Linked DNA regions of Homo sapiens: region 2 is linked to region 1. A link is a loop called in an ENCODE intact Hi-C map of the cell type or tissue named here. Cell type or tissue: K562. All regions are shown on one strand.

Region 1 (2,500 bases):
GGCGGCTGGCCGGGCGGGGGGCTGACCCCCCCACCTCCCTCCAAGACGGGGCGGCTGGCCAGGCGGGGGGCTGACCCCCCCACCTCCCTCCCGGATGGGGCGGCTGGCCGGGCAGAGGGGCTCCTCACTTCCCAGTAGGGGCGGCCGGGCAGAAAGTGGGAATGCTTTAATAAATTAAGGACATGACTTAAGAAGAAATAAGAAGCCATTTGAAGGGTTGACAAATAAAATTGAGGATAAAATGCAGGAATAGAATGAAAAGACAAAGAAAAAATAAAAGGGAAAAAATGTTTTTTGAAAACAGAGACTCTAGGAGGTAGATCATATGGATAATAGGAGTTCTTGAAAGAGGAAATCGAATATAGAAGGGAAGAAGCTATCAAAGAACCAATACAAGGACATTTTCCAAACTGGAAGGACCTAAGTTTTCAGATGAAAAGGGCTCGCTGGAGGTCCAAACAGTGTTTGGGAAAAAGGAATGGCAATGGGGACTTTCCTCAAGAGTGTTAAGAGCTGTAGGAGTGAATAAACAATTATTAAAGTGGAGAAGGAGAGGAGGAGTGTAAATAGAAAGTGAACATATCAAATTCAAAGAATTTGAATGGAATCAGAAATCCAAATGGCATATTTACTCCACAGCAATGCTGCAGCTTTAATCAATAGAAGATCATGCCTTTAAAGTTCTGAAAGAAAATCATGTCCAACAGAGATGTCTATAGCCAGTGCACCATAATAAATGTACAAGGATGGTTTCTGCATCATTGTTTGTACAAGCAAAAACCCATATACAACCTAAATACCTAATGTTAGAGATGAAAGAAATTATAGCACATTTTATAACATTCAGATAATTTAAAATAATTTATTTACCAAATTTCATTGGAGAATGAAATCAATGTGTATGTACTGACATGGAAAGAACTCCATCATATATTAGGTTTCTAGAAAAACAAGTTTCAAAATAGCAATGTACAGTATTAGATACATTTTATAAAAGAGCATAAACACACACACACACAAACAGTATAGATAAAATAAGTGGGAAGAGAAAAATCTCAATTATTAGTGACTATTTTTGGGACACAGAACTTAGAAACCCAGCTGTTACTTTTTGTTTTATACAATTCTATAGTAGTTGGATTTTTTTCCTTAGATGGCCAAATTGTTTTTAAAACAATGCACGTTTTATTTCTTTGTGATGACAGCACCATCTAGTGGTCTATGTTAACAACTTTTAGAATATTTTTGACTTTAATGTGATATTTAATAATATTTTCCTATTAAAATAAAAGCAAGCAACTACAGCACAGGGAAAAACATTTTACTATGGCATTTGAAAGAACAAGCACTCATAATTATTTATAGGCTTTATGTCTTAGAACGATCTCCAAGATGTATCAAACGCAAAAATCAAATACAAAAAAAATGTGATAATCTACTATTTGTGCTAAAAAATACTCGGCTAAAAAAAGCAGAATATTTTTACATATTAGATTATACATGCATAAAGGTAAACACTGGCCACTCTAAGTCTGATATAGATGGAAACCCCCTGCCACAGAACCAGGGAAACAGGAAGCAGGGCCAATCCCTGGCCCCAATATCAAACGGGACACCTCAGACTCAGACCAGTGTTGCGTTTCCGCTTCAAGGGGTCCCAACGCAGCCCCCAGCACAAACAAATTTACCTACAGCCAACCCAGATGGGTCCCAGCCTCTTCTTCTGTCTCAGTACAATGCTTGTCCACCTCCACAGTAGGGCGCGGGGCGGTCGACCTCTGTATACCATTCCTCTAAATTTACTACCTAATTCTTTGCCTTTAATTGTCCCCACGGGGGTCACTGGCCCTTTACCTCAAGGTTCGGTGGGCCTGATGTTAGGTAGGGCATCCACCTCCGCTAAAGGTATCATAGTTCATACTGGTCTCATTAATTCTGATTCCTCTGATGAGATTAAACTTACGGTGTCTGCCAAGATTCCTGTTTCCATTCTGGCCAGTAAGCTCAATTACTTTTACTACCTAATATTGTTTTAAACAAAGGAGATAAGACATGGGGCCCTGGGATGGGCTCCGGTGGCAAAAAAAAAAAAAAAAAAAAAAAAGCCACTTATTGGATTAATGTAATTTCTAAACAATGGCCCACCTGCATCATACACATTCAAGGAAAAAAGTATGAGAGTCTAGTAGATACTGGGGCTGATGTTTCTATTATTTCCTCTAATTTATGGCCTTCCTCCTGGCTTAAACATCCCACTAACATGGGACTAGCAGGGATTGGAAAAACTGATGAAGTTCACCGGAGCACATTTATCTTGCCTTGCACTGGCCCTGATGGTCAAAAGGGTACAATTCAGCCGTATATCACACCAATCCCCATTAATCTTTGGGTAGAGATTTGCTGGCACAATGGGGGGCTGAAATTAATATTTCACATAACTCTTAAAACTCCCAAACCAACACCTGGGAACCTGGAACAATTATAATGTGGGGAAGAGGGT
Region 2 (2,500 bases), 1.3 Mb before region 1:
GTCTAAATTTCCCCTTTTCATAAGAACATCTGCCATATTGGATTAGGGTACACCCTAATACCCTCATTTTTACCTTTCTGTAAAGACCCTAAAACTACCTCTGTAAAGATCTCCAGATAGGGTCACATTCTAAGATACTAGTGGTTAGGACTTCAATGTATCTTTTGGGGGGACACAATTCAATCCATAACACTTGGCTTGTAGCGGCATAACCACAACATTTACATGGAGTCTCCCTGTGTACATGTCTGAGTCCAAATTTCTTTTCATAAGGACACCAGTCATATTGGATTAGTGGCCTACACTTCTGTAGTAGGACCTCAAGTAATTATATCTACAGTGACCCTGTAAGGCTCTTTGTGACCCAAATAAGGTCACATTCTGAGGTACTGGGGGTTAGGACTTCAACATATTAATTTAGTGGGAGAGGTGGGGGAGGCACAATTCAACCTACAACAATGAAGATTCACCTAAAGTATTCATTGCTCTAAAAAACTCAATACATTTTAGGAAAATCTATCACATATTCATATATTCATAAAGATATGTGACTTATAACGCCTTATAAATATGACAATGAGAGAACAAAAACATTATCAAACTCAGTTTTTATTGATTCTGCTACTACGTAGATGTGGTTAAGACAAGGCATCCTAAAACAAAATTTAATAAAATGATCTTAACAAGAATAACCAAAATTTCCTTCTTTCGACTTCAAAGCTTCCTTTCATTAACATTGTTCTTAAAAGAGAAATAACACTTGCAGCCTAATCTCAATTATCAACTTGTATATTTTGGTTTGCATCAGCATATCTCTAATGCACCACTTTATTGGTGCATTATTGCCACTGTACTCATTAAATTCAGCTTTCCCCAGTCCTCCTCATTTTAATTGGAAAAAAGCTAAAAAATACACTGTTTTGAAAAATTCAAACACTGTAGAAGAATACAATGAAAGGTCCTTTCCTGAGCGCCCTACCTCAATCCTAATCTCGTAAATTACAAACAGCATATTGTAACTCCATCCACATATTTTCTATGCATGAATGGGCATATATATGTCTTCATTCCACATTTTATTGTAAATGGGATTTATTTTGCACATTGTTTTATAACTCATTTTTTTCTACCTAACAATTTTAGAGCATTTTTCCACACAGGTACATATCAATCTAACTCATTTCTTTAAAACAGCGGCAGATAATTCTTTGTAACAAATTTAACTTGTGTAAGGAGTTAAATATGTTACAAAGGGGATTTGGACGACCACCAGATGGCACTAGCACACAGTTTATTTGGGCAGAGATTGACAGATTTGCCTGGGGGTGAGGGTGGGGGTTGGGGTGAGGACAGGGGCAGTTTCTCAGTGACAGCATGATACCTTCCAAAGGCAAGGGTGCACAGGCGACTTTCCAGAAGGGACATAGAGGAAGATCTGAGGGAGAGTATTTAGAGGGGGTTATGTGTCTAGGTGGTGTCACTCAGCAGCATGGTGGGAGTCTCTGGGCAAAGAACTCTGAGAGAAGCAGTGGCCCCAGCGTTTATCTAATCTATGGGACCTATGGTTAGCAGATGTTGGGTGCAGTTTCTCAGGATGTGCAAAGCAGGCAGGCTGTAAATGGCTAACAATCTGCTTTTGGGGGCTATATTTTAAAACAACTGGATGTGTAGAAATTTAAGTTTGGCCGTAGCCGGCTTTTGAGTTAAGAAGTCCCAGGCTGCTGTGAAGAAGTAAACAACACAGGGCCAGGGGCCATTTTAACTCATTTTTGTAACAACTAGCTCCTTATTGAAAGGCACTTTATGATTTTTCCCAAGCCAAAAAGAAAAGAAGAGTCACAAACAGGTCAAAAGAAAAATTACTAATTTATATATGACAAAAGTCTAATTTTATAAGTATAATCAGGACTCCTAGAAATAAGAAAAATGATAAATTAGCACAGCTGTCTCCAAAATCAACCTTGAAAACTACAGAAACAGGAAGAAATTGGCTGTTGGAAGTAAATGAAGACTGTGAGAAACCCCTGGGAAGAAGGGAACTAGTGACTAGAAGGGAGGGAGGCAGCCGAAGAGCACAGCAGTCACATGGGGAGGAGGATGTCCCTGGAAGCTTGGGAGGCTCTGGGGAGGTCATATATAATCTTAGCTCTTGTCTCCCGTACTTCACCTGGGAAGCTTTGCTGCCCTCCCAGTGTTGTGAAGCACTACCAGAGGAGCACAAGGCCAGGCTAATAAGGAGCTGATAGAAATAGGACTAGGATGAATTGTACCCTGGAATGTTCAGGCCTCCAACTCCTGTCAGCAGAGGTTATTGGTCCCTGGAGCTCTCTCCTCTGAAACTTAACCCTTCTGCTTTCCTCAAATTCTCAAAAAAGGATTCAGTTGAGAATGTGTCTTTGAGCACTTCCCTAATAGACAACACAGAGCAGTATAGCTGATTTCATCAGTAAATTAATGTGATGCTACAGGTTCAAAGAAACTAGGTACCTATATTAGTCCA

Evidence for each region. Peaks named below come from ENCODE experiments on the same cell type or tissue, not always from the same donor. Only the 100,000 strongest peaks of a DNase experiment are listed, where the experiment ranks them.
Region 2: it touches region 1 in a loop (8-fold over the local background); 23 of 110 quality-filtered maps call a loop at or near these places.

What each region holds. Positions count from the first base shown.
Region 1 is chr4:164,747,359-164,749,858 of GRCh38, forward strand. No RefSeq gene overlaps it. Among named protein-coding and RNA genes, the nearest start is that of SMIM31, 5.5 kb to the right of the region's middle. In K562, a CTCF peak has its summit at 1,219 (motif pointing left); no DNase peak of the experiment used is centred here.
Region 2 is chr4:163,483,728-163,486,227 of GRCh38, forward strand. No RefSeq gene overlaps it. Among named protein-coding and RNA genes, the nearest start is that of TMA16, 9.7 kb to the right of the region's middle. In K562, a CTCF peak has its summit at 1,270 (motif pointing right); a DNase peak (open chromatin) is centred at 1,334.